2 separate regions of the Mus musculus genome follow, and region 2 is linked to region 1. Evidence: chromatin loops called from intact Hi-C (ENCODE). Cell type or tissue: heart. All regions are shown on one strand. Each heading gives the region's core, and the rest is flanking DNA. Links, peaks and the distances in the headings are about the cores only.

Region 1 (8,343 bases), core at 22-8,021:
TTAACATTTTCAATATCATATGGACGATGTTTATAAACACAGATAACCAACATCACTTTTCCTTTTAATGTATTACACAGGCAAACAGTTTTTTAAAAAATAATATTTTGTGGTTTACTGAAGTTGCAGATGGCTGGTTTTATGACTTCATATTGACCTTTATCTTCAAAATAAAGCATGTTTCTCCCATGGATGTTTTCACTTGGCCTCTCCTTGTTCCTCCTGCTTCTTCCCTCAGCCCACATTTCATTATTTATTGTTAACTGACACCCTGCATAGTAAAGATCACATGGCTGATAAAGGCTCATGTCATTTATATAAAGCTAGTAGGTTTTGTCAGTACCCAGTAGGGAAATCACACAGAAGCTGTCAGTCATATAGTAGCCAAGGATACATTATCAAAATGATACACCTGTGACATCCAATCCAAAACCACACTGCAAAGAGATCAGCTGACAGAGAGACGGGCTGATCTATGCCTGGCTGGGCTGGATATCACTCCACTCACGCATGATTATGAAGTCTGATTTAAGAGGCTTTTCCTTGGTGAGGGCATATCCATGCACTGTCAAAACATAGAGAGATGTGAAAATCTTTTAATTCAGCTAATCTGAAAGTAATTCCATTTGGTTATTGAAAGTCACATGTCGTGTTTGTATAATTTCTTTACTGTCACTATAATATACTTCTGTGCTGTCATCTTAAACAGGCAGGCTTCAAGTCAACTCTACTTTTATGCTTGTAAAATGAAAAAATGCATTTTTAACATTCATTGTTTCTATAAAAATTCTCACTCACTTCATATACAGCCATTACATATAGACTGTATCTTCGCAAAAGACTGTCAGGGTTTATTTTGTACCATAAAAATTACTGCACACACACAGACACACACACACACAAGTATAGAATACTGATAGGTCATGCTACTGTTAGTAATACAATTTCCTGCTAAGATATAGCCAAATGATCTTTGAAAGTGTTCCTACTATTCTGAAAACTTCCCCACAGGCTGAAAATCATTGCACTGTATTCATGGCAAGCCATGTAAAGGTGGCCAAAGTGTCATTTCGCTACATGTAAGAACTTGAGATAAAATCTAATCTATCCAACAAATCTACCAAATGAATATGAGTAAATAAATTATTTAGTGGATATGCATATACAGGATAATAAAATGTTATACATTCTATCAATGTTCATCAGCACTGTTGTCCTACACCTTATCTCTTCTTTAGGGAAGAGACCCAAGATGTTAAAGTAAGGAATTAGTTACCACCCTAACATAAAGAGGTGGTGTGCCACAGGCTTTCTGCTGTGCCTTAATGTGATGTGGAGACATGTAAACATCCAGCACCATTTCCCTACAAGTACTTCACTATTGTAGAAGTTAAAAAATAAACTACTTATTATAAAACATACAGATTTAGCCAGTCAAGGTGCAGAAATACTGACCACAAACTCCAAGAAGAGAAGTCATAAAACGTTTTACATCAGAACAGGCCCAACTGGCCCAATATTTAACGATATCTAAATCTATTGCAAAGCAAACTTATCTTCCATGTCATCGTTACTGTTCTCTACGCCAGATTTGCATCTTAGATCTTGTAGGTCTTGTTATCCACAACCTACTAATCTTACGAGCCCTTTAATAAAAGACAAAGTCTCACCTACCTACTGATGTTTTTCAGACAAAATATAGTACTAAATGTTACTGCCACTCTCTGAGCCCCTGGACTCCTCACTAGACCTGTAATCCCATGCTATCATGGGCTGTTAACTCTGTCTTTAAGTATTCACCTCAGATTCCTTCAAACTGCCCATGTGTTCCTGAAGAGTAGAGTATATAGAAAGAAGTCCCTGTGTGTCTCAAAACTGTCTAGACATCCCACTACTCAAGACAGGCCTTTACTATGAGTATTATGATGAACAATAAAGTATGATAGAAAAGCAAATTACTACTGTAAGGTCATAAATGTTTCATTTTCTACTTCTGGAATTTAATGTCAACTAACATAGTACTAGAAAAAACTTTAAAATAAGAAACAATAACCAATTCCAATGACATTAAGAATATTCCATAAATATGACTTCCAGTATCACAGTAATGGAACTATATCTATGTGGTGTGGTCAGAGTCCCACAAGACACTCCAGCATTGCAAATGCACATTGAACTAGCAGTAATTCATAGACAATAGATGGTGATAGATAGATAATATATACATGTATCTATATATGTTCATATATGCATATGTAATCAAACTCTTAACTCTATTCAAATGAACGAACTGGTAGGGAAAGCTCTTTAACCTGGGGCTTACCACACATACATTTTTTTTTAAATCAAAACAGTTCTGGTCAGTCTCTTTAATTAAATGAGGTGAAGACAAATCACTCTAATAATAGGTTGATGCTTTGTGTGTGTGTGTGTGTGTGTGTGTGTGTGTGTGAGTGAGTGAGAGAGAGAGAGAGAGAGAGAGAGAGAGAGAGAGACTACCAAAGGTGCAGTCATATGTAATATGGAATTTCAGTCTGATTTTTAAAACAAAAAAATTATATATGGCAGTCTCAAGGAGAATTCAGCTTAAAATTAATTGAAGCAATGTTCCACTGTCACAGTCCAGTCAGCAGTTATATAGAAACACAGTTTGCTTCTTCAAAGGACATAATAAATTTGCTAAGGTACTCTGGTAGACACTGACCCAACTTACATCTAAGCTTCAAATTATGACCCTGTAATTGGCACTTGTTTAAAGAAAGCACAAAGGGAAACCAAAACAAACTAATTATTCTATAGCCTAGATGAAGAGTACTCTAGGTTGTCCCCAGTAACTAGATTTAAAGAGTCGGTGTCGACATAAACTCACATAGCAACATTCTCCCAGGGGCTTTGAATAACATCTCTTCGTGTAAAATAGGTGAACATTCTTTGAACAGCCCTCATGGGAAGGGAAGAATGGAGGGTGTGTGTTTCATTTCAGAAGAAAAGTGCTCAACTGCAATGGTTTGACCAGTGAAAGCTGCTGAAAGCAAGCAGGTTTTCTGTCCTGTGGTCTTAGTGGGGACCTGAAGAGGTAGCAGGAACAGACAGCTAGGACTCTCAGAAATGGCAGAGCAGGGGTTCATGACCTCCAAGAAGCACTTCTACCTGTACACACCGGAGTCTACTTCAGACTTCCTTCTTTCGTTTTACAGAGCAGGTTCCAGAAGGGGGGAAAAAAAAAGCAGAATTGCAGAATTGCTTCCAGTTCCAAGCAGGAGGGGCTCAGCGTACACAGAAGGGAACCCCACAACTCTGCCATAAATAGCCTTTCTTCTCACTCGGGATACTAGCCCCTTTGCATCAGCAAGGCACAGCCTCCTCTCAGAAGCACCATTCACAAATCCCTCGGTCGCCCCTTCGCGCACGCTCCCTAGGCGCTGGCACCGTGTGCGCGAGTCCCTAAGATTCAAGCCCAAAGGTGAGGGGCCTGACAGCCACCTGCTGTCAGCGCGGGGTTCACTTTCCGGCCGGGTGACCCGGCGCGAGAACACACGCAGGAGCACCCCACGCCCGCATCCCGCGATCCCGGGGTGCGCCACAAAGCAATCCGTCCACTCTACGTGGCGGGCTCCGGAGGCAGGGGCGGTCGGCGTGGAGCTCCCGCCTGCCCCACCGCACCGCCCCCGCCCCCGCTCCGCAACCGGAGCTCGCGCCAACTCTGCGACCGAGACCCCCGGATTGCAGGAGCGGGCCACGCCGCGCAGTGCCCACGCCCGCCAGGCGAGTCCCCCCCAACCCCCCGCTGGGCCGACGGCCGAGCCGGGGAGAGTCACCTGGTCGCGCTCAGTCCAGGCCCCACGCGAGTCCTCTGCACCGCGTCGCTACCTTGGAGCTGCGGGCTGGTCCCGACGCGGCGTCCACTCCGGCTCGGCCGCTGTCTTCAGCACTCCTCCTGCCGCTCCCGCCTGCGCCACCGCGGCTGCTCCGCCAGAGCTTCGCAGTCAGTCATTCTGAGCGAGGATGGGAGCGGGCGGGGCGCGCGGCGGCCGCGGGTGGGCGGCGGTGTGCGCAGCGGGGCCGCGGGGCGGCTGCAGCGAGCGCCTCCCGGGCAGGCCGCGCTCCCGGCGGCAGGAGGCGGCGCCGCGGCCTCGGAGCGGGTGACAGTGTCGGGCCGGGCGGGGGCAGCCCGAGGGCGGCGTCGGCCAACCGCGTCGCTGGCTTCCGCGCACGCAGCCTGGCGCGGCGACACGCGCACACCCGCGGCCGAATCGGGGGAGGGAGCGGAGCCCGCCGAGCGCCAGATCCCCGCGCCCTGCGAGTCGCCAGGGCAGTAAGGGGCACGCGCGGTGGGACGCTGAAGAATGGGACAGCGCTGCGCCTGGGCTCTCTGTGACAGAGATATTGTCTTTCCCTTCCTGGAGATAGGAGTTATTGCAGTATTCTGTCTGGGTCTTTCCGTGTCATCCGCCCCACGATCGTCTTGACAACTCTGTAGCTAACAAGGTAACAAGGACCCGGCCTCCTTCCCTTTAAACAGGTCACGCCTCCCAGTAACCGTTTGTGGCAGTGATTGTAAGAATGGAAACCTTGGGATTGGCTGGGAGTGGACTCCTCTGCCTACTCTTGCGGTCCTCAGTAGCAACCCAGAGTCCGGAACCAGCTTGACACCATTAGACTGGTGACCTCTTGAAGAAAATGTATCTCTTCAGAGATGGAAATATTTCTGATGCTTGGTGCAGTTGTTTACCTAATTCATTTTCCTGTGATCCTGTCTCCCCTTGCACTGCATCATTTCCTTTAAGGTTGTACTGGGACCTGAACAATTTCCCATTCGTCCTCTTCTTCATCCCCATTCCTTCTATTTATGCCTTTAGCAGACAATACAACACATGGAAACCATTTAACTCTCGCAGAAACATTTAACCCATTCTGCTAGAATATAGGACCATTTCGAGGTACATAATATGTTCCTAAGGTCATACATTAGAGTTCTTACTGGCACATTTTAGAAGCTTCTTTCTCAAAGTTTAAGTTCTTCATGCCTGGTGTACTACTTTGTTTGGAAGCAGCCAGCATGCGTGCGAAAGTCTAACAGCCTACGCTCCAAGTACGTGTGCATATTTGTATGCATCTTCTGGTTAATCTGTCTGACTCCTGCGAAGTGGCTGTGGAGGTCGGATGTACAAGAAGTATACCTTTTGAATGAATATGATTATGATTGTTATATGTTCTTCTGTGAGAGTATCTCTGCTATATGTTTTATTATTATTATTTATTATTATATAACAAAGCAAGACACTCAGAAGGGGAGGTGTTTGCAAAGTTGATGCTGCATTTTTCTTCTTGTGTGGGTTATGGCAAGTGCATATTTAGCATTCGTCAACATGCACGTGTGAGGATTTGTGTTTCTTTGATGTCTGTGTTCATATGTGTGGCTGAAAATATGTGCATTTCATACCTCTCTGTGCGTACTCTCTGCCCACCTTGTTGAAACCTGATGCCTTCAGTTCTAGGTACTCAGGCTAGAGCACATAGAAGTTTCAAGGGATTCTCTGTGGTGAAAGGCCCAGGGTTATGTGTGTTATCACACCCATGGGGAGGGGGAGTGTCCTGGAGGTCCCCAGGTCAGTATAGGGTCAGTACAGGTCCTCACCCTTGCGCAACCAGCACCAGCCACTGAGCCATCTTCCCAGCCTCAAGCCTTTTAATTTACCTTTCTCCAGTAAATGTTGCCATACCCAACTCTCCCATGGCTCCTGCAATGAGTCTGTTAAGAGTTGTTCGGACATATCAAGACGCATAAAGAAAGGACACAGCCAGGATGTTCACACTGCTTCCTGTCCTTCCTCAGAGCTTTAGACAATTGTTAATAGGCTGACCTAAAACCCTCTCCAATGCCACGTCTCTTTTCTTTCACGGTGTAAGAGAGCCTTACAACCTGATCACTTTTAGGAATGGGCAAGGACTTTTAAAAAAAAAATCTGAAAATACTCGAAGCCATGGATGGAAAAGTTACGAAAGTTTGCACCACAGTCTTCAGTAGGAGAAATCTGTGGTTACTGCAAAAGGCAATTTTGAAAAGAAGTTATTTCTAAACATTTTCAGCTCATGAGTTACAAGCTGTAAAGAGACATTTTTAAAAGTTCTGTTCATTTTTTGAAGGACAGTGCTTGATGATGCTGGCTAGGTTCTGACCATTTAGTGGACTTGGTACTGTTTATTTCATTATGGTCAGTAGTCATTATTACTCTATAATACATACTTCAAAATTATAGGAGATATTCCAGGGCATTTTGGTAACCACAACTGACAGCAGTTTTCACACTCACAAATTGCATTCCTAATTGGTGAGAACCATGGCAATCTGTCAGTTGTTGTTTTCATTAAGACACAAAAGCTAACATTTCCTTATTTTATGAAATTTTCCCAAATAAAGATTTGAATTCATATGCACTGGACTAAAAAACAAATGGAATATGTGCCCGAAAACAGACTTCTGAAAAGTGGATTCATTTTCATTATTTTTTATTTTTCTTAAAAAAACAAAAAACAAAAAACCCCTCCATGCTAGAAGCCTCGTTTATGAATTCTAATGGACACTTGAGGAAGTTAGTAAATGAATTATTCTCTTTTAAGATTGCTTCATCTTTCAAGTGGAATTTCCCAGTTGCAGTGCGTTCAACGCGATAATTTTTGTTGTGATAGAAAAACAGAAAGTTAATGACTCCTTCCAGTTTGTTCCTTTTCATCTCTTATGTGCGTGCTGCTGTTAGGTTCCCAAGTGTATCTAACTGGCACGTTGAATGAAGATTTGGCATCGCAGCCTTTGATGAAAGCAGAAAAATTAGGTTGCCAGTTACATATGTGCTCCTTATGTGCACTGCATTCCCACCAGTAATGAGCCAAATTAGGCATTCCTAAGTAGCACCGCTAAAACCTAGAAGTGGGGTTCAGAAAAGATAATAGAGGTTTTTTTTTCTTTCTTTCCTACCCAGTTACTAGCTATAAAATAATTTAGAAACTGAATTAACTTTTCTATATTTACAAAACTATGTAGATAAAGAACTGGTGACATGGGTGAGTAGCCAAATGCTCTCTACCTGGCGTAAGAGTTTGAGTTTCATCCCCATCATCCCCATAAAAGCCAGGAACAGACAGCAATGCACACCTGTAATCCTGCTGCTGAAGAGGGAAAGACAAAAGGACCTTAGGGCTTGCTGGTCAGCCTGTCTAGGGAAATCTTTGAGCTGTGGTTCAGTAAGGGACCCTGTCTCAAAAAAAAAAAATGGTGAAAAGTGAATGAGGGAGACACCTAGTATTAACCTCTGGCCTCCACATGCACACAGACACATGCACACCCCAAAATTTAAAGAATTTTGCATCTCTTTCTTTAATCTTTCCTAGGTGTTGCTCTTTATGATGGCTGCTATCCCGTGAAAGCTGCCAATGGGTAACTGAGGAGAAGAGAAGCAATTCATGCCGAGCAGGACTGGATGAGAAATTGGATCAAGATTGACTCAGCTGCAATTCTGGGTCCAGAAAACACCAAATATGTAGTCTTGATGTGGAAGCACATTGATTGTGATAATCATCCAGATAATAAGGCACAGAAGACAAGAAAAATTATTTTTTTCCTAAGCATACTTGTGATAACTCTTGCTTAGTAATGTGTGTGTATATGTGAAAAGGCAGAGAAAAGGGAAGAGAGACAGGAAGAGAGAGGGGGAGGTAATTACCATGTTTGATTAATTTAGTTTATCTGATCACAATATTTTTTTTAATTTACCAAATTAGTGAGTTAATCTTTTAATGTTATCTATTTCCAAAAAACTGGGCTTTGAGTTTCCTATTGTATATGGTCCTAGCACCTACATAGTAATACATATTTCATTCAAACAGACAGTTGTTGACACACTGAAAAGCATCATCTAAATTATCCCTAAGAACAGTATCTTGATAAAATTTGAAAGTAACCTAAACATATGTATAGGTATAAATATAGCAATAGCAAGAATAAAACTGAAAAGAGAACATATTTGTACTACTTGAATATATAATAAGCAAACAACACTAATAAGAGTCTAAGCCACATTATACCAGTACTCTGGGAAGCTGGAAACTGGTTTTACCATCTGTCAGCTTCTATACTGGCAGCATCACAAATGAGACCTCTTTTGAACAAAACATCACAGCAGGAGCCACAGACATGTGAATTGTAATTAACACGTGAAAATGCATTTCATAGCTTTTGTCATTTATAGAAAACATATTGTGAATTTTTGATTTATAAAATTATATCAAATGTAAGCCATTTTAATTTTCCAAACTTATACACTATTTCATCAAAACTTTGGCCTT
Region 2 (8,343 bases), core at 223-8,222, 120 kb before region 1:
CCCAAATCTGGGCTCATAAATAACTTGTCCTTCTGAAAATGACCTACTACAAAGAATACTTTCACATTTTATTAAAAACATCTCCTAAGTTGTATTTCTTATTTGGATTTTAAAACAATATCAAATTATTATTTGAAGATTTTGTGAAGAAAGCAGCAAAATTTGAGTCTTGTCCCAGCCCTATTATTTCTCAGAAGAGTTTTCAGAAAATGACCACAAAAAGACAAAATGACCAATCTCAAGAGAAAGTCTACTCTACTTGGGAAAACACAGGAAAGAAAATTCACAGACACAAATTGTTTATAAGTAACAACTTTCAACTTTCAATCATGCAGAAATAAATCATATGTAACAATCTCAAGGTACATACTTTGAGGAGGCTTCCCGGCAACTCTGTCTAATGATGCTGAGTCTACAGTACCGGCTGAGTGTCCAGGGTTTGGCTGGAAAGACATCTGCTCTAGGCAGTACAAGCTGTTTACTCAGCAACTTGTACTCTAACTATCATGTCACTTTCCTGTGAATGCACATTAAAGATGCTTTATTTAATCTCTCATGCAAAAGGGAAATCATGGAAGTATTTTGAACATATAATCATTCCTACAGCACAGACAATGGCTACTCTGTCAGTAGGATCAGGGAAGACACCAAGGGATCCACTACAAATGGTCTTCAGTCACAGAACAGGAGCAAGATTATGCATCCAGGCATGACAGGATCAGATATCATATCATGGAAAGTAAGCAGTTAACTAATAAAGTATTAAATTCATATGTAATTAGCCACTGTGAACATATTATCTTACTCTGAAGTAAAATAAAAATATAAATATTATTGCTTGCATAAGACACAAGTGCTTCTTAATGCGGTTTTCCCACAGGAATAGGTATATAAGTAAAGTCAGACTGCCCCAATTGGACTTTCATAGAATAATCCTATAGTCAAAGAGAAAGAATAGATCAAAAGTAACATAATAAGACAGTTACAACAAAAAGGGACAAACCTCTTCAAAGCAAGAGTTCTGGTAGACTCTGCGAAGCAGAGGAGATTCTTATCTGAATGACTGGGACATGTTTAGATACATATTTAGAAATAGTAAGATTGACACCATCACCATACATGATCATAACTCTTGGTTGTCTTCTAAGACAATAAAAATAGAAGACACAGATCAAAATGAGTTTTCACAGAGACTAGTAAGTTGTGAAACCAACAACAATCGTGTGTGTGTGTACGTGTACGTGTATGTGTATGCAAGGTTAAGACATAAACAAGAGCACATTCATGTTTAAACAATGTATAGTTCTTATACGGTATTTAAATGTGTGTGACAGCTAACGTGTTGGTGCTGTGAGCAGGGGTGACTCTCCTTCAACTTGGGATTTCCCCAAGTCCTCACCTGGACACAACCAGTTCATAGCTATTTTAGACTTCACATCTGCTTACCTAACCACAGCCACCATAGAAAGTGTGTCGGAAGCTGAGAGACTCAAGTGCCAGTGGGGCTGAGGTTAGTCTGACTGTCCACTGTCACTGAATAAATCATGACGTGAGCAATATGGCAAACATTATTTAACTAATCTCTCATAGAAACAGGCCATCCTTTATCTGAATGCTTGGGTATAATAATGTTTATGATTTTGCATTTTGAAATAGATGTATAGATGTAAGGAATGTCACGAATGGCACATAAAGAATAAAGTTAAAATCTATCCTTTATTCCACATACATTTTGTATACATAAACTGGGCATGACTTTCTATTGTATTTTCAGTGTACCTGTGCAGGGTCTGGCATGGCCTTGGTGGGGACAAATTGGCATGGTTCCTGTCCCTAGGAGAGGGCCAGCCAATGTGGACCTGCACAAGTGTTGATGACTGCTGTGGGCATAAGACTTGTTTGTACAATAGTGTACATATTTTCACATTCCTGTGAGGAAGGTCTTCTTTGTTAATGTTAATGACTTCATGATAATCTGAGATAGCATGAGTCCAGGAGGCAAAGGTGTGGCTAATGTCTCAGAAAATGGTAAAAGCTGGGATCTTCAGGACAGCCCTTAAGACTATGAAAAAGAACTCTAAAAGTATGAGTTAGAAATATATATAATTTCTCATCTATGCAAAAATAAGGATACATACAAATTATATAAGGAGCTTTATGAATCTAAAGGAAGAGAGTCAGCTGCATTGATGAGCCATCTTGTCAGAAAGATACAAAGGCAGGCAGATTCCAGCTTCAAGGTCAGCCTGGGACAGAGCAAGGTTAGGCCCAGGTGTGGTAGAATTGGTAATTTCAGGATTGAGTTCCATCCAGCTAGTTTAACGTCTGTGCTTAAGAGAGACAGGTAGATCTCTGAACTCATTTTTAATGTTAAAAGAAATCGTATACTTGCTGTTTTCTAAAAATTAAGGGGCCGGGCATGGGATGCTGACTCATAGGATAATAAAAAAAAAAAAAGGAAACCTGGAGTAAATAACTGGGTTGATATATAAAATAAAAAGCTGGGGCTTGGTCTGCATCAGATAAGCTAGCAGAAAGATGTAGCAGTTCTTCCTTAGAATTTTTCTCTGGTGAGAGCTAGATCTTGGAATACACAGCCCTAAATGAGATGTCGCCATTAAATCCTTCTCAGGGAACCCTGTGAGAGGAGGCAGAAGGACTGTAGGAGCCAGAGGGGGGACAGAGGATACCTGGAGAACAAGAACCTCTAAAACGTGTTCTCAAGCTGTGGGCCCTACTCTTTTATGGGGTTGAATGACCTTTCACAGGGTTGCCTAAAACCATCAGAAAACACAGATAGCTCCATTATGATCCATAACAGTAGCAAAATTACAGTTATGAAGTAGAATCAAATAGTTTTATGGTTGGAGCTCACCATAGCATGGGGAACAAAGGGTCAAAGGATTGCAGCATTAGGAAGGTTGGGGACCTCCGCTCTAAAACAACTAACAAAGATATGAACTCACAGACTGAAGCGGCAACATGGTTGTGCATGGTTCTGCACCAGGTCCTCTGCAGACACACTATAGCCTTCAGTTTACTGCTTTTATGGGACCCCTGAATGTGAGAACAAGTAAGTGCTGACTCTTGTGCCTTCTCTTGGGAGACTTTTATTTTTCTGGATGACTTTCTTGTCCAATTTCAATATGATTGTTTTTGTTTTATCTTGCTCTATTTTATTTTGTAATGTTTTATTGTTATCTCTGAGACACCTGTTCCGTTCTAATGAGAGACTTAAAGGGAGCAGATCCAGGTAGGAGAGGAACTGGGGAGGAACTGGGAGGAGTAGAGGGAAGGAAAACTGTATTCAGATTATATTGTATGAGAAAAGAATCTATGCTTAATAAAAGAGGGGAATAAGGAGGTCGCAAGTCACACTGACAGCACCATTTAGAGATTTTTTTTTTTAATGTGAAACAAAAAGCCCTCCAGAGCTCAGCATTATGGGAGAACAGGACAAGTCGGCATAAGGTGCGCGCCACGAGATTCAGGGTACGCGCAACAGTGAAACTTCAAACAGTGCTGATGTCCAGCGGCAAAAGAGATTTATTGTAGAAAGTAACAGACAAAGCTTACACAGACTAGTTGAAAATATGAAGTAACATAGGAAAGTTTTCCAGACCATTGCGTTTTATAATCAAGATCCTAAATGATAGTCTAAATATATTTATGTCAGCTGTATGTTTTAGGAAATACTATGCCAAATAAATATATTGAACATTCATACATGCATAAAAACATGTGGGAATGTCTGGGAAGATGCACTTCTAACCATTCGCTGTGTTTATGCCTAATATGGACTATTACTTCAGCTGTTGTCAATGGAGACATCTGCGATATGTGTAATAAGATCTTAATAATGGAAATACACTCATAAATTTGATTTGAGGTTAGAGGTAAGAGAATAAGAGAGTCTAGTAATACAGAATAATGTAGTCTAATAAGAGTCAGAATATGGAAGAATATACACATGTTCGTGTAAAATGAATAAAAATCATTCAAAATAAATAAAAAAACGTGTGGGGCACAAAACCAGATAACAGTGGTTGTTTCTGCAAGGAGCAGGAGAATGGGTGTGGGAAAAGCCTGGGAACTGAGGCAAAACACAAGAAATCCCTGGAGGGTTATACTTTTCAAATGTTAATATTCCAAAGTAAAATATTTTTTAAAAAAATAAAACATGTTAGGAATTTTTAAACCATCCATTACTTTTGAACTATATTTAATTGGAAATTTTTATATTTTAGTGATTTTCAGTCTAAAGTTAATCTGTGAGGTTGAAGGTTCTCTGATGGTTACAGTTCAATTTAACTTCCTAATTAAAGCTATTTCCTTTATCTTCTGCCATACTGTACTTACTCCTCGGTAATCAGAGGGACAAAGTGATTCAGTCCAAGATTCCTGCCAGCTTTGAGGTTCGAAAACCTCCATATCACTACTATGACCAGACCGTCGCCGGCTATTTGTCACCTGCTGCTCATAAGTAGGAGCAATGAGGTATGGGGGAAGAGGTAGCTCTCTGGCTCTCCTTTTGTGAGATAAGTTGAGATGCTTCAGCTGGTAAAGGCACTTGCTATTCAGATTTGACAACCTAGTTCAAGCCTCAGGACCTTTGACCTCCATGGGTGCATCAGGGCACACATATGCCCCCAGACATACTCATATCTCCCACACCCACGAAATAATAGCAATAAATTGTAGCAATTTAAAAATAAAATGTTATTTTTAACTCAACCTTTAATGGATGATAATCCAACTAGATGCCAACTAATAATATATATCCGAAGTGTACGAGCCTCATCAATATCTAAAACTGCTGTTCACTTAACAATGAAATAACTGCATTTGCTTTAAAGTTTACTTCAGAAAAAAACCACTTGCAGTTGCACATAGTGATCAGCAGAGGGCACAAAAGCCTGTCTTTTGATTTACAAAAGAATGGTTCTTTTTAAAACTAATATTCAAATAAACCTAATAAAACTAATTTAATGGGCATTTAATTATCAAAAATATCCTAATATATTTAAATGGTAAAGTATTATGTTAAAATATTATTTTCAATGTAATTTTTGTTTATACAAATGGTGTCTGATAAAACAAAACCTTTGTAAATAAAAGAAATCTTTAACTCTTAACTAGAAAGTTTAGGAAGAGCTAAAATGCTAAGAAAGAAAGACCTTTTAATCTAGAAACAAGTGTAGGACTTATGCTGGCCGTGCTTTCTATGCTGTAATCCCAGAATTAGGAAGGCTAAGACAGGAGAACAGATGTGCATTCAAGAACAAACTGGGACACACAGTGAGACCTAGTCTCAAAAAACTAAAATACAGTTAGAGGTATATAACTTACTCGAAGAAAAAGAATTTTTAATAATGAAATATGATGGAGGGCATTAATTAAGTTGGTGGTGGCTACGCTAAGCATGTGTAATCAGAGGTGTGTGTTTTTTGTGTAGTCATCACTGCAGGCAGTAGATGATGTGATATGTAACAGAGACTCTCACCCTGTGGCCGTGGGAAAACACAAATGTTAGAGGAGTCAAAGTGGAAGTGAGCGGTACTGCGGAGGAAGGAAAAATGAAATCCCTAACCTTCAGCCCACTCATCCGTGGTTGGGGTTGTGAACACTGCTTTTGTGTGGCTACCATGTGAGTTCACTTCCGCTCTGTCATGGGTTGACATGGCAAGCCTGTGCTGTCAGGCTCATTTAAAAATAATTACAGACTCTTTCAACATGTATCTCAATTTATCATTATCCACTTTCACCAAAGCCCATGTTTCACAGTGTGCATGGTAAGCACTGTTCTGGGATTGTGTATCTTCATATGATTAGAGAATCAGCAGGAACAACTCTGTGGTTGGCTCTGAGTCATGAAAACACATGCACAGAACTTTTGGGAAGTACCTGTTCATACACACGTACATGTCACATACGTGTCTCCATACCGCTTCTTTCTAGCTCAAATACAACTTGCTTTCATCGTGTCTCATGCATATAAGAAGGTGCTCTATAAGTGGTTACTACTAACACTCAAAGGCATGTCTTAGAAAAAAAGGTAAGAACAGCAGGAGTTGGCAGAGGGACAGCAGCAGCAGAGAGGCTGTCTCCTGGTAAACTGCAAAATCAGAAGCTTGCCTGTGCATCCAAGGGGGAAGCTTGGATCCAACTTGTTACACAGAAATGTCTGAGTGACATTTTCCCAGCACACACAAACAGCTTTATGTATTGGCAAATGATTTTTTAAAAATGGGGCTACTCTTTTACAGGCAATGGAAGAAAGTAATATTCAGTCTATTCAACCTGCTCCAGTCATGGAGGAGGACCAACAAGAAAGGAAACACAGCCCATGACAGTGATGTGCTTTGTACAACCAGAGGGATGAGATCCAAGGTGCTGAGTGTGAAGGTGATGTGGGCATGAGCAGAATGGAAGCAATCTTCTGGAAGAGGCAAAAACAAGTGCAGAATCTCTAGGTAAGCATGCTCTGCCCAAAAACCGAACACAGACCAGGCAGTCTGAAAGTGACAGAAGAAGAATGCTGTAGGACATCAAAAAAAGCCATTCGAGAGCTAAATGAGTCTACCTCTTCTTAGAGGAATAGCCAAGCTGCTGGCAAACCATTGCTGTTATTGTTGAAAGAAGATAACAGGGTCTGGCTCAGAGAATCACATGGCAGGATAAGGAGCTTGATTTATTTTGGGGAGACCAGCAACAAGAATGTTGGGGTGAAAACTGGAAGTCCATCACAGAGAAGAGCCTAAAAAAATCCCCAGGGTTACTTTGTTAGATTGTTTTGTTATTTTGTTGCTGTTGGTTTGTTGTTGCTCTAGCTGGTAAAGAAGTGCTGCTAACATCAGCATGGCATGGCAACTCAAGAAAAATATGAATTAAAAGGTTACTCATTACAGCGCTGTATTAATTGGGAAACACACCACTGCATCCTCACTGCGCCATCTGTGTTCTTCAGTCTCCTATGTGGCAGGGTCAGTGGCAACCAGTGGAAAGTGGTTTGCGGCACTTTGTGTCTTCAGTACTGAGATAGGGTGCTTAAACCAAGTAGCTTCTCCACAATTTCTCAGGTTTTATAAACTTTCCATAAGAGCATTAAGTAGATTTCATTTCACAAAAAGAAATACCAAAACTCCAACATCCAGTCATTTACTTAATAAAGGTAGAAATTTTACACAACTATCAAAAAAGTAGCTAATACGCTGTACTTCTAAATAATAACACTGAAAACACTGAGTGTCTGCTTTGGCTGACCCAGTTTTCAGAATTTTTATTAATGGAAGAACCCTAAGTGGCGTTTTGGATTTCAGCCCAATAGCAGTATTGGCTCTCTTATATGCTGGAACAAATGTCAACGTATAAATGTCTTCTTGGTAATCAATGAAGCTGTTGTAAAATCAAGCCAGTCGTCCATGCCACTGGAGTACCATCTAGTAATTACAACAGCAGCACATGTTGCTGCAACGACCAGAAGTACATCTCTCCCATGCTACAGAAGACTTCTCTGTAGCGGTCAAGAAATCAAGTCATAAAGGGAGACCCTGGGTGTCTCCAAAAATATTTGTATGAAATAGAATGTTTGGAAATATTACAAGGTTTTAGTGAGTGAGGATCTGTTCCAAACATACAGAAAATTAAAAGGAAATTTAGTCTTTTTTTTCTTCCACTCAATAAATTTATTACCTGAATGACCAAAGTAATAAGAATGAAACTAAATGTAAGTTATAGCGTAGTCTTGACAATATATAATTCAAGGATAGTTCTGAGAAGAAAAAGAAAACGGTACATGGTTTGATCATGCTTTGTTGAGTAATTGATTCCATTTAGTAAGCATTGATTGAAAAGCAGGCATTCTGTTTGCGGCAGAAGATCAAAGATACCTTTCTCTTCTGTTTGTGTCTTGCTGTTTCCACAGCCTCATGCCGGGCCAGTTGGTAAGCTTGGTGGTTTCTTTAGGATTGTACTACCGCTGCCCGGTGTCTTCTTGCTGAAAGCACTAAACTATGCTGAAAGGCTGGTTCAGACCTGGTGTCTGCCTGCAGAGGACTGCTCTGCAGCTCCTGAGTCATAGTGGGTGCCTGAACTGCTGCTATCCAAGAAGATTAAGCTCACCCTAAAGAACTATTGCTGAGCAAATCCACTTCCCCCACATCCTAATCTTTTCTCTTCCACCACCTCTGCTGGACTAGAGGAGAAGTTGAACCCTTATTAAAAGTAAGATGCAAAAAGTGTATGTTTACAAATATATCTATATTAAAATCCCATTAACGTTAATTAAACTTATAAAATTTCACTTTGCATAAGAAATCAAATATATCTTTAAATGTTATGCTA

The links. Peaks named below come from ENCODE experiments on the same cell type or tissue, not always from the same donor. Only the 100,000 strongest peaks of a DNase experiment are listed, where the experiment ranks them.
Region 2: a loop joins it to region 1, with 3 times the contacts of the local background. A loop is called at or near these places in 10 of 42 quality-filtered maps.

Annotation. Positions count from the first base shown.
Region 1 is chr6:61,176,129-61,184,471 of GRCm38, reverse strand. Ccser1 (coiled-coil serine rich 1) reads right to left here and starts at 4,147. Exons shown (of 11, transcript NM_183310.2): 1 at 3,819-4,147. It overlaps A730020E08Rik (RIKEN cDNA A730020E08 gene), which reads left to right and starts at 3,662. Exons shown (of 3, transcript NR_040287.1): 1 at 3,662-3,765; 2 at 4,411-4,488; 3 at 7,390-8,343. In heart, for the core only: no CTCF peak of the experiment used is centred there; a DNase peak (open chromatin) is centred at 4,181; H3K4me3 peaks cover 1,942 bases; H3K27ac peaks cover 1,171 bases; H3K27me3 peaks cover 684 bases.
Region 2 is chr6:61,298,376-61,306,718 of GRCm38, reverse strand. The region is part of intron 1 of Ccser1 (coiled-coil serine rich 1); the gene reads right to left. Among named protein-coding and RNA genes, the nearest start is that of A730020E08Rik, 120 kb to the right of the region's middle. In heart, for the core only: a CTCF peak has its summit at 4,897 (motif pointing right); no DNase peak of the experiment used is centred there.